Regions from separate parts of the Homo sapiens genome. Here region 1 is linked to region 2. A link is an interaction called in ENCODE POLR2A ChIA-PET data of the cell type or tissue named here. Cell type or tissue: PC-9. All regions are shown on one strand. Each heading gives the region's core, and the rest is flanking DNA. Links, peaks and the distances in the headings are about the cores only.

The links. Peaks named below come from ENCODE experiments on the same cell type or tissue, not always from the same donor. Only the 100,000 strongest peaks of a DNase experiment are listed, where the experiment ranks them.
Region 1: POLR2A ChIA-PET joins it to region 2 with 7 read pairs; 6 of 35 experiments call an interaction of 5 or more read pairs at or near these places.

The regions. Positions count from the first base shown.
Region 1 is chr6:26,392,312-26,399,194 of GRCh38, forward strand. BTN2A2 (butyrophilin subfamily 2 member A2) reads left to right here. Exons shown (of 8, transcript NM_006995.5): 8 at 64-2,563. The coding sequence ends at 656. Among named protein-coding and RNA genes, the nearest start is that of BTN3A1, 6.5 kb to the right of the region's middle. RefSeq lists a silencer at 5,983-6,072. In PC-9, for the core only: no CTCF peak of the experiment used is centred there; a DNase peak (open chromatin) is centred at 2,050.
Region 2 is chr6:26,507,886-26,515,728 of GRCh38, forward strand. It overlaps BTN1A1 (butyrophilin subfamily 1 member A1), which reads left to right. Exons shown (of 8, transcript NM_001732.3): 6 at 65-85; 7 at 176-202; 8 at 616-2,540. The coding sequence ends at 1,289. All of the region lies in intron 1 of LOC107986583 (a long non-coding RNA gene), which reads right to left. Among named protein-coding and RNA genes, the nearest start is that of TRL-CAG1-7, 9.4 kb to the right of the region's middle. In PC-9, for the core only: no CTCF peak of the experiment used is centred there; no DNase peak of the experiment used is centred there.

The DNA of each region.
Region 1 (6,883 bases), core at 1,037-3,536, 110 kb before region 2:
AGGAACCACACAATCCCCAGGGTTCCTGAGACCCCAGGCATAAACCTGAGACTTCCTCTGCAGCTGATGTGGTCCTGGATCCAGACACCGCTCATCCCGAGCTCTTCCTGTCAGAGGACCGGAGAAGTGTGAGGCGGGGCCCCTACAGGCAGAGAGTGCCTGACAACCCAGAGAGATTCGACAGTCAGCCTTGTGTCCTGGGATGGGAGAGCTTCGCCTCAGGGAAACATTACTGGGAGGTGGAGGTGGAAAACGTGATGGTGTGGACTGTGGGGGTCTGCAGACACAGTGTTGAGAGGAAAGGGGAGGTCCTGCTGATTCCTCAGAATGGCTTCTGGACCCTGGAGATGTTTGGAAACCAATACCGGGCCCTGTCCTCCCCTGAGAGGATTCTCCCTTTGAAGGAGTCCCTTTGCCGGGTGGGCGTCTTCCTGGACTATGAAGCTGGAGATGTCTCCTTCTACAACATGAGGGACAGATCGCACATCTACACATGTCCCCGTTCAGCCTTTACTGTGCCTGTGAGGCCCTTCTTCAGGTTAGGGTCTGATGACAGCCCCATCTTCATCTGCCCTGCACTCACAGGAGCCAGTGGGGTCATGGTGCCTGAAGAGGGCCTGAAACTTCACAGAGTGGGGACCCACCAGAGCCTATAGAATCAATTCCTTGGACTCACAGCCATGCAGATAAGCCCTGGCCATCTCAGCAGCCACCGCACAACCCCCCTAATGAAAGACACGCCCTCCTCCCCTCTGGTCACGTAAGAGAACATCTTCCAGCTGCCTTTTTCACACCCACTCCAGCCCTCTGCCCCAGTTTTCTCCTCCTCACTAGTCTGTGGCTTTAGTAGTTCCTTTGCTTGTAATTATGGGATGGGATCCAGGCATAGGGAACTAGTTGTTTCATAGCTCCCAGTCAAAAAGAAAGTGAGAGAAGCTGTTGGGCAGCGAACCTACTGTTTAAAATCAGGATAACCACATTAAGCCCAATATGCCAGTTGGCACCAGATGCTGTGGACTTGGAATGAGGCCAACAGGGTTCACCAGGATGAGAGAGGAGAGAGGAATCCACAGGACCACCAGAAGGGAGAGGGAACCAGATATGCAGATCAGAGATAGAGGAAGTGGAACCAGAGAGCTGGGAGGGACCAAGGTTGTAAGGATGGCTAAGTCCCACCATAAGAGCTAAAGGGTCCTGGGAGATGATGGCTCATTTCCACCCAACCCCAGGATTTCCACAGCACACACCCACAGGCCTGGACCTGGGATGAAGATGAATGAAGAACATGGACTCATGTGGATGTGGTTTGGCTCAGATGTCCCTGCAATAAACAAGGGGTCAGTACTTAGTCCCTGAGTGTGGTTGAGGTTTGAGGTCCTGGTCGAGCAGGGCAGTACTGGACCAGGTCTACGTCAGCATTCAGGTTCAATGGGGACACCAGTGGCTTCAAACTTCCTGATCTAATTATGTTTTTAGACACTTAGAAGTTATTGAGGACTTTAAAGAGCTTTTGTTTATTTGGGTTAATATTTATGACATTTGACATTGAAACAAAAATTTAAAATGTTATCTTTTAATTTATGTTAAAATAGCATTAATAAATCAGTTATAGGTTAATGTAGATAGGATGTTTTGTGAAAAAGCAATCTATTGTGTCCAAATAAAAAAACAAAAAGTGTGACACTGGTTAACTTTTTCCAGATCTCATGTCTGGCTTAATAAGAGATATTTGTATTATCATATCTGCCTTTGTATTAAACCTATTGGTATATCATAGGTCATGTTAGCTCAAAAAAACTTTACTGCACACTACTGAGAGAATGAGATGAAAAACGATTAATGTTTCATTATTATTATTGTGAAAATATTATTAACACTGGGGACTCCTTAAGAGTACATCAGAGTTCTCTCTAGGAATCCCAAAACCACATTTTGAAACTAGAATAGTGGATCCTGGAAGTTAATCCATGTGCTGGTTAATTTTAGATGTCAACCTGACTGGATTAAGGAATACCTAGACAGCTGGTACAACATTATTTCTGGGTGTGTCTGTGAGTGTGTTTCCAGAAGAGATTGGCAAGTGAGTCAGTGGGAAATTCTCTCCTTCTGTTGGCTGGGTGCCCAATACAACAAAAAGGCAGAGGAAAGGCAAATTCTTCTCTCCTCTGGAGCTGAGACACTCTTCTTCTTCTGCCCTTGGACATCAGAACTCCTGGCTCTCCGGCCTTTGAACTTCAGGACTTGTACCAGGAGGCCCTGGGTTCTCAGGCCTTTGGCTTTGGACTGAGAGTTACACAATCAGCTTCCCTGGTTCTGAGGCTTTCAGACTTAAACTGAGCCATGCTACCAGCATCCCAGGGTCTCCAGCCTACAGATGAGCTGTTGTGCGATTTCTTAGCCTCCATAATCACATGAGCCAATCTCCTTAATAAATGCCTGCTCATAGATCTGTATCTACATCTATATCTGTATGTGCATCTATATCTATGCCTATATCTATATCTATATCATATTGATTTTGTCTCTCTGGAGAACCCTGACTAATAAAATGAGGCATCTAAAATTCTAGCTTGAATGGTAGTATTTTAGGTTTTAGACAATTCAGTAATCCAGTTGGACTGAAAAAATTTAAGTAATCAAAAATTTTATTACTGCAGTTACAAATAGACACAATATTGAAAGAATCAGGAGTGATTTTTTCAATACCTGATTTGTAAAGATGGAAAGCAAGGTTGTTTGTGTTAATGTGTATGTCTTAGTCTATGTGGGCAGCTATAACAAAAATATCACCAAGACTGAATGGTTTGTAAACAACAGAAATTTATTTCTTGCAATTCTGCAGGCTGGGAAATCTAAGATCAACACCCCAGCATAATGGTGTGTGGTGAGGGCCCATAGACTTGTTCACATGCCAAAGGATAAAGATAGATCTGTAGGGTCTCTTTTGGAAGGACACTAATGACATTCATTAGGGCTCCCTCAACCTCAGAGAGAAAATAGAAGGAGGAGATTCCAAACTTCCTGCTGCTGCCCTGACCTGCTCCTGCCCCTCCTCATCTATTTTCTCTGATTTAAGAAGCAGGTATCCTTTCCCCTGTGTCAGGCTAATTCTCCATCCACACCCTGGACTCTCACTCTCCAGTTTCCCTTAGGACTTCTGTGTTCAGTTCATTCATTCATTCAACAAAAATCAATGAGTACTAACTACATGCCAATCAGTGTTCTTGGTACTGGGGGCAGAGAAGTGCACAAAGTGTAAAGTCCCATTCCTTATCATTGTAGAAGACAGAAAACAAAATAAGTAGTAACAGATATGGTGTGTTGGATGATGATAACTGCTCAGGAGATAAATAAATCAGGGGAAGGAATATAGGAAATCACAATTTCTAAAAGAGTGGTAATGAGCAATGGGAGTGAGGCACAGAATACCTGGGAGAAAAGCATTCTAAGTTGAGAGAACAGCAGTGCCAGAGCACAGAGGCAGAAGCACTGTGGTTTGTGTGAAGAACAGCAATGAGGCTGGGGTGGGCAGAGCACACAGGGTGATCAGGAGATTAGGAGGTGACAAGGCCAGAGGGGGTTGAGGGCCAGATCATATATGGCCTTGAAAGTCATCATGCTGACCTGGGCTTTACCTCTCAGAGGGGAGCCACAGGAAGGTTAAAGCAGAAAAAGGACTGGACTTACTTACATTTTAAGAAGTTACTTCACATGCTAGACTGAGATGGGCTGTGGGTAGGGGTGGTGGATGGAGGCCTGAAGACCCAGCTGGGAGCTACTGCAGTGATCCAGGGGAAAGATGCAGATGACTTGTACCAGGGAGGAGCCATGAAAATGTTATGATGCTGGATTTATTTTCAAGACAGAGTAAAAAGGCTTTGCTGATAAACTTACAGGTGGGGTATGAAAAAGGAGGGCATCAAGGGTGACCACAAGGTTTTGGTCCTAAGAAATGGTACAAATGGAGTTGCCACTTACTGAGATGAGGAAACTGAGGGAGAAGCAGGTTTTGGAGGCCAGGGGAGGAGCCAGCATAGAATCCAAGGTCAGTTTTGGATACGTTCAGGTTGAGGAGCTTACTAGAGATCCCCGTGGAGATGCAGAGTAGGCAGGTCAGTAATAAATGTGTAGTCCAGGCAACGGGTCAGGGCTGGAAACACAAGTTTTTCTCTTTATCTTCTTTATCTGCATGTTTGTTGTCATGCCTGTTTCACTTTAATGCATTAGTGATCTATTGCTGCATAACAAATTACCACAAACTTAGTGGTTTAAAACAGCACACATTTATCATTTCAGTTTCTGTGGGTCAGAAGTCCAGGCAGAACTTAGTGAGCTCCTCTGCTCAGAACTTCACAGAGCAAAAGTCAAGGTGTTGGCCAGGCTGTAGCCTCATCTAGAGTCTCGACTGTGGGAGAGTCCTCTTTTCAGATCACTCAGGTTGTTAACAGAGTTCATTTCTTTACAGTTGTAGGACTGAGGGCCCCAACTCCTTGCAGGCTGAAGCTGGAGGTTGCTCTCAGCTCCTACAGGCCTCCTCAGCTCCCTGCTGTGTGGATCCCCATGATGACTACTTTCCTCTTCATAGCCAACTAGGAAGACAGAGCCTCTAGAGTGGGTCAGCTAGCAAGAGAGAGTCTTACACTACATAGTGTAGTCATGGAAGGGACATCCCATCAGTTTTACCATATTTTATTGGTTAGCAGCAAGCCACAGGTTCAGCTCACACTCAGGGAAAGTACAGGCTGCAAACTGCAAGAGGAGTAATCATAAGGGGTCCACTCCAGACTCTATCGGCTACATCATATAAGAAGCTCAATGTTCTCCCATTGTAACTGCCCTGCTTCCTCTTTCCCTGGGCAATACAAACATGCTAACCTCTCTCTAGGTCTCTACTTTCATACAAGCAAAGTCTCAGAAAGAGAACACATACATGGCCATCAGGGACTGTCTGCCATCATGATGGCCACTGCTGTACCACACCATAAACATTGTTTGTTTTTTTCTTTCTTTCTTTCTTTCTTTTTTTTTTGAGATAGACTCTTGCTCTGTTGTCCAGGCTGGAGTGCAGCAGCATGATGTCGGCTCACTGCAACTTCTGCCTCCTAGATTCAAGCAATTCCCCTGACTCAGCCTCCCAAGTAGCTGGGATTACAGGCCTGTGCCACCATGCCCAGCTAATTTTTGTACTTTTAGTAAAGCGGGGTTTCACCACGTTGGCCTGACTGGTCTCTAACTCCTGACCTTAGGTGAACTGCCCGCCTCAGCCTCCTAAAGTGCTACATTACAGGCAAGAGCCACTACTCTCAGCCCATAAGCATTGTTTCTATCAGTTACTAATGGTTTCCCAACCATTAAATCCGTTACACATTTCTATTTTCCCCTCCCACCCCCGTGCTTTCCTTTTTAGAGAGACAGGATCTTGCTCTGTCACACAGGCTAGAGTTCAGTGGTGTGATCATCGCTGACTGCTGCCTTGATCTCCTGGGCTCAAGCGATCCTCCTGCCTTAGCCTCCCACAGTGCTGGGATTATAGCTGTGAGACACTGGGCCTCGCTTGTCATTATACACTTCTGTCCTTCCTTTATGGACAACACTGAGTTCTTCATAGACCTGCCTGAGTAGGTGTTCCTGCCTATGTGGCGTCTGCCTCATCAATCCCCAGGGCCCTCTTCTTGGCCTTTCCCTGCTCCTAGGGAGATCTTTCTCAGAATTCTTGCTTCACTTGCTCCAGAACTGCTGATATTCCTTAGGCTTTCGTCTTGGCCTCTCTTTTCACACCACATATGCTCTTGTGGGGTCCAATCCGTTTTCAAAGCTCTATCCCATAAGCAGACTCCCACCAGCACTTGCATTTCTGTCTCCAGCCCCACGCATTCCCTGAATGCCCACTAGACATCTCACAATGAGTGTGTCCAAAACTAAATTCCCATCAACCCTGCCTACCCATCATTAACTGAATGAGTGACACCACCTAAGAGTCATTTCAGCCTTCTCATGCTCTCTTTTACCTACCACTTCTGACTGATAGCCAGGCCCTGCTATTTATACTTCCTTTCAATAGTCTAGCTCAGTGGTTTCATCACAGACTCTGGAGTGAGACAGCCTGGACTCAAAGCCCAGCTTAGAAAGAAACTACTCATGTGGCCTTGGGGAGTTATTTAACCTCTCTGGACCTCAGATTTTATATCTATTAAATGTGCGAAATAAGGTTTCTACCTCTTAGGGTTGTCATGAGTCGTATTAATACATGTAAATCTCTTAGCACAATACCAGCATGGTAGCAGGTTCTATGTAAGTATTTCCTAGTATTAAAGTTAGTAATCAATAAAGTCTCCTATCCCCCATTGCCAAGCCACCATAATTTCTTGCCTAGACTGTCACAGTAGCTTCCTTCCTGGTCTCCCTATCTCCTAACATCTGGCCCACCGGATGAGGATGGGATATATTGTGCAACCCCAGCAGACATCATCCCATAGAATACAATGTAAATGGCACCTCCTTCCTCCCATCTTCCCTGCACCTACCTCACTTCTATTTTAAACATACACATTTCCTCATGTCAAACTTTTCAGATATTTTCCCTTCACCTTCCCACTAAAACTCCAACTCCACAGCAGACATCTGTTGATGTTGTCTCCAGGGGAAGTGGATTTAGGACTCATCAATGCAGGGATCAGAATTGAGCCTTTCAGAATGGAAGACAATGAAATTCATTGAGGGTTACTACTTGCAGGGCCTGTGCTAACTGCTCCTTAAATAACTTATGGAACAGATCTCATTTCTGCCCTACAGATGAATAAACAGAGACCTTGAGTAATTAGTTAACCGGCTTTGGGTTCCAGGGCTAATGAGTTGTGAATGAGAACAGATGAACATAGAAAAA
Region 2 (7,843 bases), core at 1-2,500:
AGTTTTGTCCCCTCCTTTACGTCCACTATAGAAAGCCATTGAGGTATTTTTGTTTGTTTTCCAGAGAGACTCCTGGAAGAACTCAGTAAGTTCTGTCTTCTTGTTATTTCACCCACAGAGTTTTCTCTCTCTTATTATATAACCTGTCAATGACTATCTTTCTCTTTTGTTGCAGAATGGAAAAAGGCTACCTTGCATGCAGGTCAGTGGCTCTGAACTTCTCTAGGGCTCTGAGGCTCTATCCCCTAGGAATTCAAAGTGCTATGATACTTGGAAATGAAAACACTAACACTTTAGTGATGAGGACAGGAAGGGAAACGGTGATGACAGATGGCCTCAACAGTTTCTGTGAGGCACATAGAGAACCCTTGGAAGATGGCACTTCCGACAGAGTCCCATTAGGCCCTAGGCACAGTTAGCTCTTACATCACCCTCTGGCTGCTGGTAAGGGGGGATCCTGTGGTGAATGGAGACCCCTGAGCAGGCCAAACATCCCCCCACCTCCAGAAGACCTGTCAACTCCTACAACAGTGTTCTGTTTCTTAGGAGAAGGAAAGACAGTCCTGCAACCTGTAATATTCACTGATGTCAGACCTGCTGTTTCTTTCTCTCCAGTTGATGTGACTCTGGACCCAGACACAGCTCATCCCCACCTCTTTCTTTATGAGGATTCAAAATCTGTTCGACTGGAAGATTCACGTCAGAAACTGCCTGAGAAAACAGAGAGATTTGACTCCTGGCCCTGTGTGTTGGGCCGTGAGACCTTCACCTCAGGAAGGCATTACTGGGAGGTGGAGGTGGGAGACAGGACTGACTGGGCAATCGGCGTGTGTAGGGAGAATGTGATGAAGAAAGGATTTGACCCCATGACTCCTGAGAATGGGTTCTGGGCTGTAGAGTTGTATGGAAATGGGTACTGGGCCCTCACTCCTCTCCGGACCCCTCTCCCATTGGCAGGGCCCCCACGCCGGGTTGGGATTTTCCTAGACTATGAATCAGGAGACATCTCCTTCTACAACATGAATGATGGATCTGATATCTATACTTTCTCCAATGTCACTTTCTCTGGCCCCCTCCGGCCCTTCTTTTGCCTATGGTCTAGCGGTAAAAAGCCCCTGACCATCTGCCCAATTGCTGATGGGCCTGAGAGGGTCACAGTCATTGCTAATGCCCAGGACCTTTCTAAGGAGATCCCATTGTCCCCCATGGGGGAGGACTCTGCCCCTAGGGATGCAGACACTCTCCATTCTAAGCTAATCCCTACCCAACCCAGCCAAGGGGCACCTTAAGGAATATCTCAGCTCATCTGTTTTCCTTTCCTCTAACCCCTCTCCTCCATAGCCTTCTGAGGCTTCACCTGCTAGCTTTACCCAGTCTGTTTCTTCCTGTTGGGTGGCAATTAATTAATCCTGTGAAGGTTACATTGCTGCTGCTAGAGAGGGTGGGGATTGCACCTTCCAAATCTGTTTCTGTACCAATATTTGGGGGATGGAGGGGTGACTCAAACTGCTTCTAGTGTTCTCCTAATCCCTTAAGACTAGAACCTATAGGAAACTACTTGGAGCAAACTCAAAGGACAGATTAGGGATCGAGATTGGGTCAGGTTAGCATGGGGTTGTGGTTGAAATATCTTGGTATCCAGGATAAGGGTATGTGGAAAAACAGGCTTTAGGCAAGTGGAAAATTCAAAATGTGCTGTGAAAGGACAATCTCAGGCTGAAATCCCATAAAGGAACTTGGAGGGAATATTATGATGGAGGGAAGTGAGGTGAATCCAGGCACATGATGAACACCTGGCTCATCCATAGAGTTTTCACAGCCTATATCGCAAATTTTCTAAGCCACGTCCTATAGGACAGAGGAGACTGGCCCCACTTCTATGGGTCTGAGCTGTGGAAAAGGGAGAGCAGAGAGGAACTGAGATGAGCAGGGATGAAGGGTCAGGCAGAAAGCGTGATAGAGGAGAGAATTTTTGACAAAACTCAAAAGTTGTTTGCACAGCTGTTCTTTGTACCCTGTTCCTTTCTCTGCGCCCTCCTGTTTCTCCCTTGCCTGGAAGTCATTCCACCCTCAATTTGTTGATCCACAAGTTTCCAGTTGTCCTCTTCTTTTTGTTATAGCATCTCTCTATTTCAAAGACATTCCTAGAAGTCATCCTTCAGTGATATCACCACTTGCTCAGTCACCATCTCAACCTTATGTCACCTCAGCCCTCATCTCAATGCCCAAACCCCTTACACACACCTTCAGTTAGCTTCAACTGCCTCCGTTTCCACACTGTGCACCTTTCACTTTCCCTACCCAGCTTTCCTACATGCTGCCTCTCCTCAGGGTCCCCTGAATGCTGCATCATTGTGTTCAGTGCAGCTGGACTGATTGCACCTGTGTATTTGCCCCTGAGCACTTTCCTTTACACATGTGGCTTGTCTTGCCAATAGACTCCAGGCTTATACCTTCCATTTCCATCGTATTCTCCAGTTTCCAGGATAGACGTTGCTCATCGTCTTTACCTAATAAATAAGTTTGTCTGATTGCTGAAAGCAACCTCTTAACCTTTCTTTTTTAATATCAACTGAAACAAAATAAAACATAGGGCAAGAAACCTGCATGGGAATGCAGCTGTCTAAAGCTTTGCCATTGTATGTGGTCTAAGACCCATCCCTAGGCCTGATGGCAGTGGGCTCACCAGGGCAGGTGCACATGGGGGCTGATGCCTCATGAGGGAACAACTGCTTACCAGGGTCTTCAAGCAGGAATACAGAATCTCAACTCAGGAACAATTTTTTATTAGTCCATCCTCATATTTCTGTAAAGAAATACCTGAGACTGGGTAATTTATAAAGATAAGAAGTTTAGGCCGGGCACGGTGGCTCATGCCTGTAATCCCAGCACTTTGGAAGGCCGAGGCGGGTGGATCACGAGGTCAGGAGTTTGAAACCAGCCTGACAAACATGGTGAAACCCCGTCTCTACTAAAAACACAAAAATTAGCCGGGTGTGGTGGCAGGCACCCGTAATCCCAGCTGCTCAGAAGGCTGAGGCAGGAGAATCACTTGAACCCGGGAGGCAGAGGTTGCAGTGAGCTGAGATCGCGCCACTGCACTCCAGCCTGGGTGACAGAGCAAGACTCCATTTAAAAAAAAAAAAAAAAAAAAGATAAGAAGTTTAATTGGCTCATAGTTATGTAGGCATGACAGCTTCTGCTCAGCTTCTGGGGAGGCCTCAGAAAATTTACAATCATGGCAGAAGGCGAAGGGGAAGCAGGCACATCTTACATGGCCATGGCAGAAGGAAGACAGCAGCAGGGACGGGGGAGGAGAGAGGGGGGAGCGGGGGATGTGCTACACACTCTTAAACAATCAGATGTCATAATTAGTCACTCATTCACTATCACAAAAATAGCATTGGCCGGGCATGGTGGCTCACGCCTGTAATCCCAGCACTTTAGAAGGCCGAGGCAGGCAGATCACCTGAGGTCAGGAGTTCAAGACCAGCCTAACATGGTGAAACCCCGTCTCTACTAAAAATACCAAAAAAATTAGCCGGGCTTGGTGGCACATGCCTGTAGTCCCAGCTACTTGGGAGGCTGAGGCAGGAGAATCGGTTGAACCTGGGAGGCAGAGGTTGCAGTGAGCCGAGATCATGCCACTCACTTCACTCCAGCCTAGGCGACAGAGAGAGACTCTGTCTCCCAAAAAAATAGCACTGAGGGGATGGTGCTAAACCACTCATGAGAAACCGCCCCCATGATCTAATTACCTCCCAACAGGCTGCACCTCCAACATTAGGGATTACAATTGAACATGGGATTTGGGTGGGGACTCAGATCCAAACTATATCAAATAATATCCAAAGATCACCCACCCCATTTTTTTTCTTTTAATTACAAGGCCTTAACATTAAAGATTTCCCAAATATTTCCTCCTCTTGCAAAAGTACTGTTAAAGAGTTGGCTTCACTTACCTATACCATTGACCAGGTTACCTTTACAGTAGTAGAAATGAAGTTCACCACCCAAACAGGGGCAGAGGGTAGGTAGCCATTGGCACTCTGGCCTTTTGGATAGCTGAACACACGGAGGTTTCTGGAGGGCAGTGTGTGCACAGAGAAAGCTTCGGAGCTGCATGCCCCTTCCCACACATCTTGCCCTGTACATATTTTCCATCTGTCTTTTCATCTGTATACTTTGTAATATCCTTTATAATAAATCAGTAAACATGTATTTGCAGGATAGGTTGGATAAAATCAAGAGTAAAGTCTATTGAAGGAAGGAGGAGGCTTAGTAGCATCAGTCCCCGGATTTAAAAGGGATGTTTGAACGAAACTGGGATTCCGAGAAGAGGAAAGAGAAGACTAAAAAAAGGAGCTAAAAGAAATTGCTCGATCTATTTATAATACATTATGATGTATTATGAAAGTAAATACCACTCTAATACTTTCAGAATACATTATAATCCTCCCTGCACTTACTTGCTTAAATCCAGCATCTATTTCTGCAATATTAAAATCCTCCAAAGCATTCTATTTCTTTTAGGGGCAAGTAGGCAGTGGAGAAGCTGTGAGCCTGCATTGCATTCTAGTGTGGGCCACAGAGAAGAGGACTCTCAAGTTGAAGAATGGATGGTATCAGCCAGAAAGAGGAAAATGGGCTTGTTTCTGGAGCTGAGGGGAGAGAAAAGGGGGTCAAATGGGAATTCGCTTGGGGTTATACATTACATTCAAGTGTGTATTTAGATACAAGCCTTTACCTCAACACCTTCCTTACCCCCATTCTGAATAGATCTCATGCCAAAGTAAAAATAAAACCAATTCATAATCATTCTATTAAAAATAATAAATATTTAAGAACCTCAGGCAGTTGCTTTACTGATTTAATGTGGAATGTATATCTTAAAATGTATCTCTAAACCTCACCCAGAATAGATGGACTGCCACAGAAATCCCCCTCTGAGAGTAGGGAAAAAGAACAGTCACAGATTATAATCAGCTCTATGACTCCTCTTTCCTTTTTCCCCATGACCTTCCAGGAAAATGGTCACTGGGCACAGTAGTGAGCTTGTGGTAGATTCTTAGGAGATACAATGTCCTTCCTTTTTCCCTCCAGCTCCAGCCCCACACACCCCTTAGAAAGAATTTATGTGGGCCAGGCGCGGTGGCTCATGCCTATAATCCCAGCACTTTGGGGAGGCCAAGGCGGGCAGATTGCTTGAGGCCAGGAGTTCTGAGACCAGCCTGGTCAACATGGCAAAACCCTGTCTATACTAAAAATATAAAAATTAGCCAGGCGTGGTGGCACACGTCTGTAGTCCCATCTATTCGGGAGGCTGAGGTTGGGGGATGGCTTGAGCCTGGGAGGTAGAGGTCGCAGTGAGCCAACATCATGCCACTGCACTCCAGCCTGGGCGACAGAACCAGACACTGCCTCAAAAATAAATAAATAAATAAATAAATAAATAAATAAAATAATTTATGTGATAGAGCTAAGAACCTGCCTTTGGCTCCCTGTCCTGGTGGCACCAGCTATAAGAATTGTGCCCCAGAGATAAGGAAATTATCAGTCTCAGTATGTCTGGCCTTATTTCCAAATCTCCTAAAAGACAAGAAATGTTGCATTGCCAATGCTTTACCAAAGCCTGTCTGAGTTACCCAGGCAAAGTAGGTGACACTATGAGTTCAAAAGCACTGAAACTAACTGAAGTATTTGTTAATGTCTGTTTTTATTTTTAATCTAGAAACAAATACCTTTCCACCCTACAACTAAAAATCATACTAAAAATGCACTTACCCCTAAAATAATAATAGCTGACTTCATTTCACACTGCCAAATGCCAGCTCTGGTAGTCACATGTTTCTGGGAGCCTGCCTCTATTTAACAGAGACTATGAGGTAACTAAGCCCAGACATTCAGATTGTGAGAAAAATAACTGAACAACTTCCCTCTTCCCTAATCAATAGCAGCTCTTCCATGCCATTCCTCCACACATCTTGAGTCATGTCTCTTCTGCCTCCAGACAGCACTCATATTTCCTCAAATCCCCCTCTTGCAATAGTCCCTGACAGCCCACTCCCAAATACATACACATTTACTCTTGCGCTCATTGTATTATTTTAAAATGGAAATAACTTATTTTCCTAAAAATACATGAAAGTATATTTTACAAAGTAAAAATGGTCCCAAATCTCATCACTCAAATATGACCAATGCCAATATTTGGGTTTATCCTTTCATTTAAAATACATATATATATATGTATGCACACACACACACACATATATATACACACACATATATAATATATGTGCACATATATATATTATATATATATATAAAATATATATATGTGGTGCCAACAGCTTCCAAGAAAAGGTCAGATGAGCAACAATCATCCATCATAGAAGACTGGCTGACCATGGAGGAGAGCACTGCATAGGGATTCCATGCATACTTTAAAGCATTGCTACTCATGCTGATTCTGGACTGTCTTGTTAGAACCACAGAACTTTAGATCCCACTGAGAACTCCTGAATCAGAAACTGCATTTAACAACATGGTGATTCATGTGCACTTTAATGTTTGAGAACAGACTAGATGTATGCTTCAAAATATTACGCATCTACTTGGGATTAAAGATCTTAGTTGAAGTAACAAGAGTCTTTCCAGAGGAATATCTCGCTGGGTGCGGTGGCTCATGCCTGTAATCCCAGCACTTTGGGAGGCTGAGACGGTGGATCACCTCAGGTCAGGAGTTTGAGACCAGCCTGGCCAACATGGCAAAACCCCGTCTCTACTAAAAATACAAAAATTAGCCGAGTGTGGTGGCCCACGCCTGTGGCGCCAGCTACTCGGGAGGCTGAGGTAGGAGAATTGCTTGAACCCGGGAGGCAGCGGTAGCAGTAGCCAAGATTGCACCATTGCACTCCAGCCTGGGTGACAGAGCGAGACTCCATCTCAAGAAAAAAAAAAGAAAGAACAAGAAATATCTCCAAATTTTGATCATCGTGCAAAATGCATTTACGTAGCAACTGAATATGCATACTCATAGTATTAACAGTAACAAAGTACTTATTATGCGTCAGGTCCTGTATTTTGTGTGCTGTAATTCCTGCCATTTTTCAGACCCCTAGGAGGTAGGTAGGCATCAGTGCAGTCTCCATTTTACAAATAAAGACTCTGAAGAGCAGAGAGATAAAATGGCTTCTATCACCCGCTAGAGAGTAAGCAGAGATGAGATTTGACTCCAGGCCATCTGACTCCACGGTCCATGCTGTTGGTTAGGTACAAAGTACATTGTCCAGAAAATGACTTTCAAACATTCCTATAAGCTGAGCAAATCTTGTGTTAGTTTACAAAGCAGTATACAACTTAGAACAAGTAGGAGGTAAGAAAGTTAACATAACATCAAGCTACTGCCACAGAAAGACCTTGTACTGGACTGTACAAGAATTTGGCCTCATGTTCTTCCAAGAGAGAGAGGTGAAGGCAGCCACCAGTTCCATTCAAACAGCAAAATAGCAGTGGAAGATAATCAAGTGCCAGGACAGTGGCTTTGGATTGTAATAACCACAGTGAGACACTGTTACATTGTTGCAGTTGTTGAATTGTAGTTCTGGCTGACTAGTTTATTGTTGTTTAAAGCCTTTTAATCCTTTCAAGAGCCTGCTGAAGACTTAATTTTTCTCTCCGTCTGCAGCATTAACTCTCACCTATCGGCTCACTACTCCTGAATCGATGACTCTGGCCCCAACATGGTTTCCAGAATGGCCTTACTTATTCTACTCCTGAACATCTTCTCTGTGACAAATAATAGGTACCTCAAATTTAAGGGGACCAAAGTACAACTCTA